2 separate regions of the Homo sapiens genome follow, and region 1 is linked to region 2. Evidence: read pairs that join two places in POLR2A ChIA-PET (ENCODE). Cell type or tissue: HepG2. All regions are shown on one strand. Links, peaks and the distances in the headings refer to the core of each region. The heading gives the core; the rest is flanking DNA. Region 1 has its middle 20 kb from the start of PFDN1. Region 2 has its middle 39 kb from the start of HSPA9.

Evidence for each region. ChIA-PET counts read pairs that join two places held together with the same protein. Peaks named below come from ENCODE experiments on the same cell type or tissue, not always from the same donor. Only the 100,000 strongest peaks of a DNase experiment are listed, where the experiment ranks them.
Region 1: POLR2A ChIA-PET joins it to region 2 with 6 read pairs; 1 of 35 experiments calls an interaction of 5 or more read pairs at or near these places.

The regions. Positions count from the first base shown.
Region 1 is chr5:140,319,479-140,326,555 of GRCh38, reverse strand. No RefSeq gene overlaps it. Among named protein-coding and RNA genes, the nearest start is that of PFDN1, 20 kb to the right of the region's middle. RefSeq lists enhancers at 2,636-3,835, 4,649-4,718, 4,749-4,798. In HepG2, for the core only: no CTCF peak of the experiment used is centred there; DNase peaks (open chromatin) are centred at 2,305, 3,035 and 3,605.
Region 2 is chr5:138,610,417-138,617,493 of GRCh38, reverse strand. It overlaps the pseudogene RPL10AP10. Among named protein-coding and RNA genes, the nearest start is that of HSPA9, 39 kb to the right of the region's middle. RefSeq lists enhancers at 6,009-6,641, 6,642-7,077. In HepG2, for the core only: no CTCF peak of the experiment used is centred there; no DNase peak of the experiment used is centred there; H3K4me3 peaks cover 421 bases.

The sequences.
Region 1 (7,077 bases), core at 1,748-5,747, 1.7 Mb before region 2:
CATGACAAACAATTTGGAAGCCCATGCAGTGTTTTGAGTAGGAGAGTGATATAATTTAATTTATATGTTTCAGAAATATGACTCTTCTATGCAGAGAACAGGTTCTAAGGGGCAAAAGTAAAAGAAGCAAGACAAGGAGCTGGGCATGATGGCAGATGGCATGCCTGTAATCTCAGCAATTTGGGAGGCTGAGGCCAGAGGATTGCTTGAGCCCAGGAGTTTCAGACCAGCCTGGGCCACATAGCAAAACCCCATCTCTAAAAACTAAATAAATAACAAGACCAGTTAGGAGAACTTTGGAGTTATCTAGGCAAGTGGCGATGGTAGCCAGAATTAGGGTGGTAGCAGAGGGTGGGAAATGGTCAGATTCGGGATATGTTTTGGAGGAATCACCTGTAAGACATGCTAATGGATTAAATGTATGTGTTGTGGGGAAGAAGGTAATCAAGGATGACTTCTTAGATTCTAGTCTGAGAAACTGGGTATACGATGGCACTATTAAAATGGGAAGGAATGGGGGAAGAAGCAAGTTCACAGGGGCCATGAAAATCAAGAATTATTTAAGTCCATATGGGGTGGAGGGGACTACCGAGAAGGCAGTGCAAGAAAGGGGGATGCAAAGAGGAGAAAAAAGAGGTAGAAGAGGCTGAGCATGGTGACCCATGCCTGTAATCCCAGCACTTTGCAAGTTCGAGGCAGGAGGGGGGACCTCATCTCCTCATCTCTACAAATCATTTTTAAAAAGAAAAAAACTTAGCCAGGTGTGGTGGCACATGCCTGTGGTCCCAGCTATGTGGGAGGCTGAGGTGGGAAGATTGCTTGAGATCAGGAGTTCAAGGCTGTAGTGAGCTGTGATTGTGCCATTGCATTCCAGCCTGGGTGACAGAGCGACACCCTGTTTCAAAAAAAAAAAAAAAGGCAGAAGAGGTAAATAAAAAGGACCTGAAGACAGGAATAAATAAGGGCATCAGGAGGGTAGGTAGTATTATTTTCCCAGTTTAATGAGGAGGGCCCTGAGGCTCAGCGGGGTGAAATAACTTGCACAAGGATACTATTTTATTAGCTAATGCAATTTTGCTTGATGCCAACCTTGTGCAGGAGGGCCCAGGCTTCTCATTGCCCATGAACTTCTATCCTGGCCACCATTATCCAGAGAGGAGAGAACAAAGTTCTGTGTTTTCCTCCTTGCTGTGGTGAGGAACCCAGGCCAGACTGTGTTGCTCCATGGAGACCAACCCCAGAAAAAGAAAAAGGGCTAACGTCATCCAAGAGCAGGAGGAAGTGAGGGTTGCCCCTTCCCATGATTGGTTTCCAGAGTGTCAGGCCATCACCAAATTAATATAATTTGGAGGTTGTTGTGGTTTGATTTTTCTTTTTGAACTTTTTAAACTGCACATTTTTTCTTGATTGCCCCCTTGATTGATGGAGAAGAGAACAGGGACCTCTTAGCTCACTGCCACCCACACAGCTGTGAAAGAAGCCAGCTGCCCTCTTGCTCTTCAGAGAATATCCCTTCCTCCCTCCCTCTCTCTCTCCCTTCTTCCCACCCAGCATCTTGGCTATTACTAACCAACAGGGCATGTAAGGAAAAGGGCTCCTTTCAGGGCTGGAGTGCTATAGTTGGTGGATCACAGCCTGTGTGGGAGGCTTCCCCAAAGACATATGATGTGGGTGTAGGAACCAGACAGACGGGAGGAATTAAGTCACCCTTTTCCCCAACCCTAATTTTCTTGCCCAACCTAGAAGTCACTGGGTTGGTTTCCTTATACTAAGGCAGTAATTTTATTTCTACTGTCCTCTAGCTTTTGACAGTGGGCAGTCTTCAATGGGAGTGTGAAAGGAGGAAGAAGCTAGCTTGTTCTTTCTTCATGCCACTAGAGTCTGGGTTAAGGACAGCTGTGTAAACCATGTACTCACCCAGGGTTCTCTAGGAAAGCCTGACTTCTTTCTATTTTGTCGGTGGTACTTGGTCAGTTGGGCGTCCCTGGGAAGCATTGTGCTTGGTAAGGGGGGCCTGATCGGGTCCATTTGAGAGTAAGTGTTCTCTCCTGCCTGTGGATGTAAATCCAACCCCTGGAACTCCAGGCCTGAGAAGTGTGACCCAAGTTCAACCCCTTTTACAGGTGTGTGTTTGGACACCTTCCGGAGAAAGTCTGCTGCCCACCCCTGTCCCAGCTGGGTTAGTTTCTCCTCCCCTGTGCTCTCACACCTCTGAGCCTTGGACAATGCAAGGAAAAGGAGTCCTCTTCCCATAGCAGCTTTGCTGCTCCTCTCCCATGGCTTTCATCACACCGCATATTGTCATTGTTTACTCATCCATTTCTCCCACTGTGAACTCTTGGAGGTTGTGGAGTGTGTCCTTTTACACACTGTGTCAGCACACCAGAGGCTTTCCCTAAATGTTTGATGCATGCATGGATGGATGGACAATTGAATAAATGAATGAGTGCATGAATAAATGGATGAGTGAAATAGAGTAGAGGTGAAAGTTTCAGGCTCTAGATCAGACAAGCCTGGGTTTGAATCCTCGTCATGCCATTTTCTGGTTATATAATAATCTCAGATAAGTTATTTAACCTCTCAAAGCCTCAATTTTTTTATTAAGGTTTTTTTTGTGGAGATTACAGTGCCTGTAAAGCATTTATCACAGTGTCTGGCAGCATGGAGTAAGTACTCATACCCGAAAGCTTTTACTATTCTTAACAAGCTTTGCCAGTTTTTACCATCATGGGTCTTGTTTGCACCTCCTTTTCTAGATTTTTGGCACAGTGGGTCTTTGCCAGACTCAAGGGTTGGCCTGCAGGGCTGCCCACATGGGTACACGTTGGGGTCAGGCAATGTAAAAACAGCACTGAGTTTTGCTGAGAAGGGGAAACCGTGATAGGGGCCTGTCTAAAACCAGGCAAACAGGTCAACTGCCAACCCCATTGTCTCAGGCCTTCTCTGCTGGCAGCGTGCTCAAGAAAACAGGAACAGTGTGGCATTTAAGGTGCCTGGATGACAGCCACATCAAATATGTGACCTTTTCCTAGGAAGCCTGGTTTCCATGGTGAGCTCGTTCTCAATCCATGCTCTGTGGCTCTCAGCCCCCTCTGGAATGTGACAGCAGTGGCCCCAGCAGCCGGGTGGGGACATCTGCCTAGAGGTTGTCCCTCCAACATCTCCAGGGTGGAGGAGGAGCTGAGATAGCCCCCTGGGCTGTCTGATGCCCACACCAGCCTTCCAACCTGGAAGGATTTGCACTGAGGCCCTGACACTGCCTCCCTCTGCTCCCCTTCTCCCACACATGGCTCATGGCCAACTGGCTGCCAGCCTGAGCAGAAAGAAGGGGTCTCTTTCTGTGAACCCCCATCTTAGACAGAGGCCCTGACCCCCTCCACCTCATCTTGGCAGCCTGAGATTGGAGAGAGTGTCTGCCGCCCTGGCCTTGGCAGAGCGCGTGCTCAGCCCAGCCCCTGCAGCTGCCAGAACAGGAGCTGAATGCCCAGTGTGTCTGCCAGAGCTTGCTAACTTCTTTCTTCTTTCTCTGAGCTATGAAAACAGAGGCTGCTGAGGAATGTGACTGCTAACCTCCCCACCACCCGCCTCCCTCCTCCTGGGGCTTGTGTTCCCCCAACCCCCCAAGCTGGAGTCACATCAGAAAAATGTAGGGGAGGAAAGAAATCCCCCAATGTGTCATGACATTACATTTCCGCCTGGACCTCAGAAACAAGAAAAGTTAGAAGCAGAGGGAGAAGAGGGGTGGTGTGGTCATTGCCAGAGCCCTGTGACTGCTTCACCTCCTGCCTCCCTGGGGCAGATCACTTGCTCCCTTGGGGATCTGTCTCCTCATTAATAAATGGGGGCAGATCGGGCCTGGTGGCTCACACCTGTAATCCCAGCACTTTGGGAGGCCGAGGTGGGGGGATCATGAGGTCAGGAGTTCAAGACCAGCCTGGGCAACATGTTGAAACCCCGTCTCTACTAAAGACACAAAAAAAATTAACCTGGGCGTGGTGGCGCGCACCTGTAACTCCAGCTACTCAGGAGGCTGAGGCAGGAGAATCGCTTGAACTCGAGGGGCGGAGGTTGCAGTGAGCTGATATCCCACCATTGCACTCCAGCCAGGACGACAGGGAGAGACTCCATCTCAAAAAAAAAAAAAAAATGGGGGCAAATTGCTTTGACTCAGATGGCAGACAAACTCAGAATTACCTGTTTGCTGTCATTGAATAGCACGGATATCACTAAGTTGGTAATTATTGAGTGAGTGTACTGCTCACGCATACTCATTTAACAGACATACGGGGATTCCTCCTTTTTTCTGGAGGCTAAGAACACAAGGGTGAACAGGACCGAGGCCCTGCCCTCCGGGAACTTGCACTTGAATAGGAAAAATAGACAATTAAGTCACAAGAATCAAATGTCAAGAGAGTTGTGTTGGGCAATAGGAGGTGCCAAGTTGGCTGACCTGGTCCAAGGGTCAGGGAGGTCACTTCTTGGAGGAAGTGAAAATCAAGCTGAGGCCTGAAGGATGAGCAGTTGTGATGCAAGTAAAGAATGGGGGTTGAAGTATTCTAGGCCAGGGGAACAGCCAGAGTGCAGAGGGAGGATGATGTGAATGAGGAACCTAACTGGTGTGACAAGAGTGTACACAGCTGGCTTGGGGTCAGCGGAAGAGGCTGCAGAGACAGGCCAGGCCAGATCATGCAAGGCCTTTGAGACTGTGCCAAGGAGCTTGAACTGAATCCTCAGGGCGGTAGGGAGCCAGCCCTGAGTGTTAAAGTGAGTGTGGGTAGGGGTGGCATGCTTGGATCTGTTTTGGGGTGGATGACTCCAGCTGGAGAATGGGCTTGAAGGGTAGCTATAATCAAGCAGGGAGATGGGTTAGCTGGAGACTGTGGTGGTATTTAGGCACTGATGGTAGCAGCAGTGGAGAAGAAGAGAAGATATGAATTCAAGATCTATGGAGGAGATATGTGGAGGATGAGAGAAAGGGAAAAGGGCCCAAGGTGGCTCTGAGTTTTAGGCTTGCACGCCTGGGTGGAAAGTGGTGCCATCTTACTGAGATGGGCCACACTGGAGAAGGAGAAGCTGGTGCGGGTGAAAGTAGCAAGTCCAGTTTTGGCCACTCTAAGTCTGAAGGCATGACCACCATGTCAGTAGGGATATCCAGTGCATGGGTGTGGAGCTGAGTCTGGACCCCAGGGGAAGGCTCAGGCTTGAGTGAGGTCATTGGCCTGGAGAGAATAAGCAAGTGTATCATCAAGGTGGCCAGGCATGGTTACTCACTCCTGTAATCCCAACGCTTTGGGAGGCCGAGGCAGGTGGAAACCAGGAGTTTGAGAGCAGTCTGGGCAACATAATGAAACCTTGTATCTACAAAAAGTACAAAAATTAGCTGAGTATGATGGCATGTGCCTGTGGTGTCCTGGCTGAGGTGAGAGGACCGCTTGAGCCGCAGGAGGTCAAGCCTGCCGCGAGCCGTGATCACACCACTGCACTCCATCCTGGGCAACAGAGTGAGTCCCTGAATTAATTAATTAATTAATTAATTTATTTGAGACAGAGTCTCGCTCTGTCACCCAGGCTGGAGTGCAGTGACATGATCTCAGCTCACTGTGACCTCTGCATCCTGGGTTCCAGAGATTCTCCTGCCTCAGCCTCCCAAGTAGCTGGTATTACAGGTGCACGCCACCATGCCTGGCTAATTTTTGTATTTTTTAGTAGAGACGGGGTTTTGTCATGTTGATCAGGCTGGTCTCAAACTCCTGACCTCAGGTGATCTGTGCACCTCGACTTCCTAAAGTGTTAGGATTACAGGCGTGAGCCACTGCCCCCAGCCAAGAGACCCTGTCTTAAAAAAAAAAAAAAAAAAAAAAAAAAAAGAATGATGCTAGCTGCTCTAACAGAAAATTCCCCAGCCTCGATGGCCTAGCACAGTAGGTTATTTCTCACTCAGGTAAAATCCCAAACTGGTGTTCCTAATAAGTGAGCAACTCTTCTCCAAGTGGGGTTCAGGAACCAGGTCCTTCCAGCTTTTGTGTCTGCCATCTTTTTTTTTTTTTTTTTTTGAGACAGGGTCTAGCTCTATTGCCCAAACTGGAGTGCAGTGGTATGATCATAGCTCACTGCAACCTCTGCCTCCTGGGTTCAAGTGATTCTCGTGCCTCAGCCTCCTGAGTAGCTGGGATCACAGGTGTGTGCCACCATACTTGGCTAATTTTTATATTTTTAGTAGAGACGGGGTTTCGCCGTGTTGGCCAGGCTGCTCTCGAACTTCTGGCCTCCAGTGATCTGCCCACCTCGGCCTCCCAATATGCTGGGATTACAGGCATGAGCCACTGCACCCGACATCTGCCATTTATATTACACAGCTTCCAGGGTCACTGTGATGGGGAAAGGGCATAAGGGCATGGAGGACCACACATGGGAGAGTCTATCACTTCCATCCATATTCCACCAATAAAATCTCATCATGTGGTCACATCTAACTATAAGAGAAGTAGGGAAGTGTAGCCTAGCTGGGCACCCATGAGAAAGAGGAAATGTGTTTTGCAACCAACTATCCAGTCTCTAACACTGGAAGGCACAGGAGTGGATAAGATCACTTGATGAGTCCAGGGCTTGCACTCATTCATTTGTCCCTATTTGTAGGTGTTTACACAGATACAGGACAGACAGAAGTGAAGGTAAGCCACTTCCTCCCCTTCCTTATTGGAGACCAACAGGACAGGATAGGCCTCAACCCATTTTAGTCCCTCCTGCAAGTTGAGCAAACCTCTAGGGTGAAATGATTCCACGGTAGTTAGTTTGTTGGCTCTGACACTGGCCACTCCTGTCTCTTCCTTCAGATTGGCTGCCATTCACCCTCACTTTCCTTTCCTTCTCCTCAATAAGCACTTGTTGAGTATCTGCTATGTGTTGGGGCCCATTCTGGAAATGCAGCAGTGAATGAACCTGCGGTTCCTGTATTAGTTTATTTGTGTATTGTCTGCTTTTCCTACTAGAATGTAAGTTTCATAGGTAGAATCTGTGTCTTATCTTGTCTACCACTGTATCCCTAGCACCCAGAATAATGCCTAGCACATAGTAGGA
Region 2 (7,077 bases), core at 2,026-6,025:
GACTCCATCTAAAAAAAAAAAAAAAGAAAGACTTTGCCTTCCTTCACTCAAACAGTTTACTATGGCATGCATTTTCATATTCCCATTACAATGCTCTATTCCAAAATAAAGACCTTTTCTTTTAGAGAGCCTCTCTGATCGTTATTTAGGTTGACAGTTCCTTCTCACATAGGGTATAAAAAGTGGTTTGAGACTACTCCAGTCCCTCACCAAAACACCAGCGCAGATTTCATAGCCTTTAATGTCTGAGGCAGTGCCGAGGCTGGGCAAGGAAAATTCAAGTGTCCTTTCATCCACAAAGTCACTAACACAAACCCATTCACCCTCGCCTTGAAGCCACTAATGCCAAGAGCACCAACAGGAGCCTTAGTGCTCAGGAAAGAGAAAGAGGGCCTGGGCCGAGGGTGTCAGATTCAGGGTTTTGTTGAAACCGAAGTTGTAGCTGGAGAGTAATCTGGATGTGTTGATCCCTCCTACGCGCTCGCCAAATATAAAATGTGGGAAAACATATGATCTTGGCCATGAAACTGTCCTTGCCTATGGTCTTTTTCTGCTTGTTCCTAATTGCTATTATAATTTTAATGAGTCACCCTTCATCAATTCCACGTTCCATATCTTTCAGCTGTTATACTAAAAAAGTAGGGTGGGCAGGAAGTTGAGGCTGCAGTGCGCCATGATCGTGCCACCGCACTCCAGCCTGGGTGACAGAGCAAGACCCTGTCTCTAAAAAGAAAAAAGAAAAAAAAAGTGGAGCAGGATGTGCTTGTTGACACATAACTTTTATGTAACTTGGGCATGCTCAGATTCGTCTGACCCAGGCTCCACCTGCCTTCTGACAGATTAGCTCTAAAGGAGTTCAGAAAATGCCACCCCAAAATATGCTGCTTTGGGCCTCAAAGTGAGGACACCTGGGAAACAGCAAATGCAGGGAGAGGCTTTCTCTGAACTTCATCTGCCTAAGGACAGATTCTCCAAGAAGAACTCCATTGTCATGAGTCCCGTCCCCAGAAATCTCATCAACTAGGGAAGATTAACCAGGAGAGGAAACTAGAGGCCCACTTCATACCCAGACCATCTCATGATGTCACCTGTTCTTCTGAGGGCCCATTCATCTTTCCCCAAAATCATTTACAGTCCCCTAAGTTGCCTATATCTCCCCTCACATCCCCCCTATGAAGGGGGCATATAAATGTTAACATCTCACTGGGTTTGGAGATACTCACTTTTCTTTCATGCGATGCCCCTATGCACGTAATACAGACCTTGGTTAACCCATCAAATTGTGATTTTGCCCATATCTGCCAGCTGTTAGTAAATAAGTTCCTTTGTCTGGATGCAGAAAAGATCCAAAATATCCATGTTGAAGATGCCTGGTTTCTGGTGCACACTCTGCCTGTCTCCCCTTGCTGGGAGTAAGTCTTCACAAATAACTTCTTTTTTTTTTTTTTGAGAAAGGATCTCATTCTGTTGCCCAGGCTGGAGTGCAGTGGCACAATTATAGCTCACTTCAGCCTCCATCTCCAGGGCTCAAGCAATCCTTCCACCTCAGTTTCCCAAGAAGCTGAGACTACAAGTGCATGCCAACACACCCGGCTAATTTTTTTATTTTTAGTAGAGAGAAGGTCTATCTATATTTCTCTATGTTGCCCAGGCTGGTCTTGAACTCATAAGCTCAAGCGATCCTCCTGCCTTGGCCTCCCAAAGTACTGGAATACAGAGTAGAGAACTTCTAATGCATTTCAGCACAGGGGTTGTTTTCCCAGGCTAGGTTGCTGAGCCAGCCTCCCTCTCTATCCTCCTCAGCCAGCTATTGCTGGAACTGCCTGTCCCCGCTGCTCTCTGCCCTGGCTGCTTCTAAGAGAGTGCCTTAAGGCTGGGTTGCTTCAAGCACTCTCTGCCCTCAATGCTAGCTTCTCAATGGCTTGGCAAAGGTGTTTCCAACTCTTTTCTTTCTCCCTCGAGTCATCTTGGTAGGAATACCAGCATCTTAATTTCCTCTTTTATAAATGCTTACCTGATTTCCCTTCAGTTTTGCAGTTAAATCTACTGGTAATTGTGAAATAGCTAACGTAAAAAAAAAAAAATCCTCAGAGCCTAGAAGCCTGGTCCTCAACTTTCAGCCCTCTTTTCTCATGACCAAAATATTCTAGAGCCTTCAAGTGTTCAACACAGGCCCTGTTGGAACCTCTTTGAGCTCCACCATTTATCTCTAGAAAAACACTGAATATAGCAAGAGGCTAGAGGCATGCTGACATCTGCTCGTCAGCAGAGCAGAAATGATGGCTTTAATTTCCTTTCTCAATTAATTTATTCCCAGGCTGTTCCCTCCCCACCTTCATAAGCTGGTTCTTATTTCAAAAAGTCAAAGTAATAAAGCTGCTCTCCATTACTCATCCAATTGCACATACCCCACATGCTCCTCCTCAACCTCTTCCCATCACCTTCTTTTTCCTCCCTGTCCCCTCTCCCTCACCCCTTCTAGACGGAGTGCAGGGTCATTGCTCTTTCTCCAAGTCCTACACTCTTCCTACAACCTTCTGAGCTTATTCTCGCTGGGTTGGTCCTCATGGTGCTGAATACATACCTCATTATATGCTTTGCATTGATTGATTTCCTCATGCCAATGTTCCAGGCATACTTCTCTCAGAGATGACCCTAGGAAAAAAATCTGATGCCTCAGAGAGAGCTGAAAAATCCCAAGAGATTGAGTGCCCATTTATTCCCCTCATTCCAACAACAGGAATTAAAATCTCAGAGCTGGACTGACCCATAATGCCCAGGCACTGGCCCTAACAGTGGGTCTGGACCAGGAGCCAAGATTTTTGTGGGGACAGCCCTCTGTAGGCACCTGTAGGCACCTGCATGCTGATGTTTGGACATCTTTGGGCAGTGAAATATAAAGAAATGGGCCAGGCGCGGTGGCTCATGCCTGTAATCCCAACACTTTGGGAGGCCAAGGTGGGTGGATCACTTGAGGTGAGGAGTTCGAGACAGCCTGGTCAACATGGTGAAACCGGGGCTCTACTAAAAATACAAAAAAATTAGCTGGGCATGGTGGTGCACACCTGTAATCTCAGCTACACGGAGGCTGAGGCTTGAGAATTGCTTGAATTCAGAAAGCAGAGGTTGCAGTGACCTGAGATCGTGCCACTGCACTCCAGCCTGGATGACAGAGTGAGACTCTGACTAAAAAAAAAAAAAAGAAAAAAGAAAAGAAAGAAATATAAAGAAATGCAACTGAGCATGTAGGGTAAGGCATGGGGCTTTGGACTCAAAACTCAGATTTAAGTACTGCCCTGACATGTATTACCTACCTGACACTGGTTAAGTTACTTCTCTACCCCTTAGTTGTAAAATAACAGTACTTCCTTGGCTGGGAGGACCAAATAAGAGCATGTATGTAAAGCATTTAATGCAGTGTCTGGTGCATGAAGAGCATTCATTAAATGTAAGAAGTTATTATAATCATAAGCAAATAGACATCACTAAGTCAGATAAGCTGTTAAAAGTCATTGCAGGCCTTTAAATTTTTTTAAAAAAATACAGCCTTGCTATTTTTTAAAAGTATTGCCTCTAAGAGTTGCTTTAATAAGTTGCTAGAAAGGAGTGATTTATAAGTACCATATTGTTGGAATGCAAATAGATACTTCAAAGAGGTAAAAGTAACTTGTTTTCTTGAGTGGGATAAATATTTCCCTTGGGATCTTGTTTACAAACTCAAATATTTTGTAAGCAAATAATGCTAAGAGAAACTCTAGCCCTTACTTTGGTGAAATGCTCACAAAACTGTATTCTGAGCTTTGAGTAAATGAGGTTTTTTTGTTTTTTTTTAATTTCACTATTTATTGAGTTTTAAATACTCTAAGTTGTAGTTCATATATAACATAAATAGCTCTGTGAAAGGAAGAAAAACTATATTTCAGGTACTTTTGAGGTTATTAAGCTCAGAAAACCCTGGGAAAATGAACTTGAATCTATGGAAATATTTGTTAATCTCACAAATCTACCAGTTCTTTTCTCCACTCGAAAGTTAATTCATATACACCATGAAATACTATGCAGGCATAAAAAAAGAAGGAGATCATGTCCTTTGCAGGAGGAGCCGGAGACCATAATTCTTAGCAAACTAACACAGGAACAGAAAAGCAAACACTACATGTCCTCTTATAAGCGGGAGCTAAATGATGAGAACACATGGACACAAAAAGGGAAAAAATGAACACTGGAGATTACTGGATGGTGGAGTGTGAGAGGGAGAGGATCAGGAAAAATAACTAATGGGTACTAGGCTTAATACCTGGGTGATCAAATAATCTGTACCACAAAGACCCATGACTTAGATTTACCTATATAACAAACCTGCACATGTACCCCTGAACTTAAAATAAAAGTTACAAAAAGAGCTAAGCATTCTGGGGGAAAAAAATTCATAATTTTTGAGTAAGCTTCGTACAATTTTCCACAGCAGCTGAATCATTTTACTTCCCAATGAATTTGCCAACTCTTACCTTTTGTTTCCCTTTATAGTAGCCATCCTAATAGACGAGATGACATCTCACTATGGTTTTGATTTGCATTTCTCTAACAGTTAGTGTTGTTAAGCATCTTCTCATGTACCTTTTGGCAATGTGTATGTCTTCTTTGGAAAAATGTCTGTCATATAATCCAACAATCCCACTTCTGTATTTTTATCCAAAACAATTGAAATCAAGATCTCCAAGAGATGTCTGCATTTTCCTGATTATTGCATTATTTACAATACACATGATATGGAAACTAATGCCCATCAATAGATAAGCAAATACAGCAAACATGGCATATACATACAATAAAATATTATTTGGCCTTAAAAAGAAGAAAATTCTGTCATATATGACAACATGGATGAATTTGGGGTACATTATACTAGGTGAAATAAGACAGTCACAGAAGCACAAACTGCACTGTTCTCCTTACACCAATTATCTGAAATAGACTCATAGAAACAGAAATGAGAATGGTGCTTGTCAAGTGCTGAGGGATGGGGGAAATAGGGAGTTGCTGTTCAACAGGTATAAAACTTCAGTTATGCAAGATGAATAAGTTCTAGACCTCTGTTCACCATAGCACCTATAGTTAATATAGTTAATATTACTGCATTGTGTATTTAAATTTTTGTTAAGACCGTAGATCTCATGCTACGTGTTCCAACTACAATAAAGACGTCAATTCACAGTGAATATATCATTATAAATAGATATTTATATTTTCTCCGTGAAGCTTCATGTAATATTAACTAACTTCTTAAGAATATTTAATGGTGTTCCAGCTACCTGCGAGTAAATGAAGTTTTTACCCTGCAGAAAAGGAGTCATTGCCCAAATGAAATACCCTGATTTCAAAAGCATGAGGAAGAAGTGTCAATCTGGAGGTTTTTCATTGTATACATGTTTATTCTAATGCCGCGCAATATTGGGTAATGGCCAACCTATTGCACAAACATTTTTCAAGTATTCATGTGTAGACTATCTAAGGGCAGCTGTCTAACCAATCTTGTATATGATTCTTTTTGTTCTGTCTGCTTTTATCTTTACTGTTTCCCAACACACACATGCACGCCCAATTCACATCCACACTCAGACACACATTTACTCACAGGCATGCATAAACTAACACACTAACACACACATTCTCTCTCTTTTTTGTTCTCTTCTACACACACATACACATACACACCCACTTAGCCCAGAGCAAGCAGAGCCCAGAACTGTGTCTTCTGGTGGCTACGGAAAGATCCCATGACCCCTCTGAAAAGCATCTCTTTGTTCCCTTTCTCCCCTCACTGTAATGTTTCCTTTTCCTGAATATCACGCAGCAAGGGGCGGGGAGGGAAGGAAGGGAGAAAGGAAGGAAAGGAAACCGTGGTCTCCCCCCAGCCCAGCAGTGCAGGCTGTGAGAAGCAGAAGGCTCCTGCTCCTGGGTGCTGGCATCTCTCCTGCCATTTTTTCTGAAACTTTGGGGTGTTTTTCTCTCCGCAGCACCCACGCTCCCCTCCCTTTCTGCCAAAGCTCCTTGTTGTGACAGAGCGAGCGGCTGGTGGGTGGGGGGAGGGGAATCAGCTAGGTGGCCTCCTGGCTGAGTTACAGCTCCCCCTCCAGGAGCAGGGAGGGCGGAGATGAGACCACAGACAAATCCTAGAAGCCCCCCTAGTGCTGACCCCCCTACATACCCAGAGCGTCTGTACACCCCCCAACACCCACCCATACACACACACACATACACACACACACACACACACACACACCCCAGATGAGCGTGGCAGGCACAGCCACACAGTAACACTCAGGCAGGAAACCCCATGTCACATTGGCATGGGTCTGCCCAGAAGCAATCCATGCCCCACGCCCCCTCCTTTGATCTCTCACCCCTCTGCTGGGCCAGAGAATGTTGCTGGGTGCTGGGCCTTGGGTGCATGGACTCCGATACCACCGGCACTTCAAGCACAGGGACCACCAGCGGCAGCGCCAGCGACTGCCCAACCCCCTCCTCCCAGGGCTCCAGCAGCACACCCTGAAAAACACAGACACAGTCCTGCTTGGGGGGCGGGGCAGAGGAAGTGTGGGGTACATCTCATGGGCTGTGGCCTCGCTCCCCTCGGGTTCAGCTGATGGCCAGCAGTCCCTGGGTTTGTCTGAGAGAGAGATATCACTACAAGAGGGAAGGAGAAAGGATTCAAGGACCTCTCAGAGCTCTCTCAAAACTCCAAGAGAACCAGCCAGTGAGAGCCAAGTGACGGTCCTGAGTACCGGAGGACCCGGCGTTGCCAAGCTAGATCCTGGGTCAGAAAAGTCAAAGGACATTCCCTACTGTGCGGGGATAAAACATGTGACTCTGTGGGCTCAGCTGCAAGTACCCAAAGATGGGCCGCATCATTTTCCTTGCTGGCCACTGGAGGGCCAATACCCTGCCCTCCTCCCTCCCCAAGACCTTCTCTTTATCCGGCTGCTTCTCTGGTCCCTGTGCTTTAAGCACATTATTTTATTTTAATTTTCATAACTCCACAGGGTGTTACTGTAGAAAAAAAAAAACTTGTGGTTC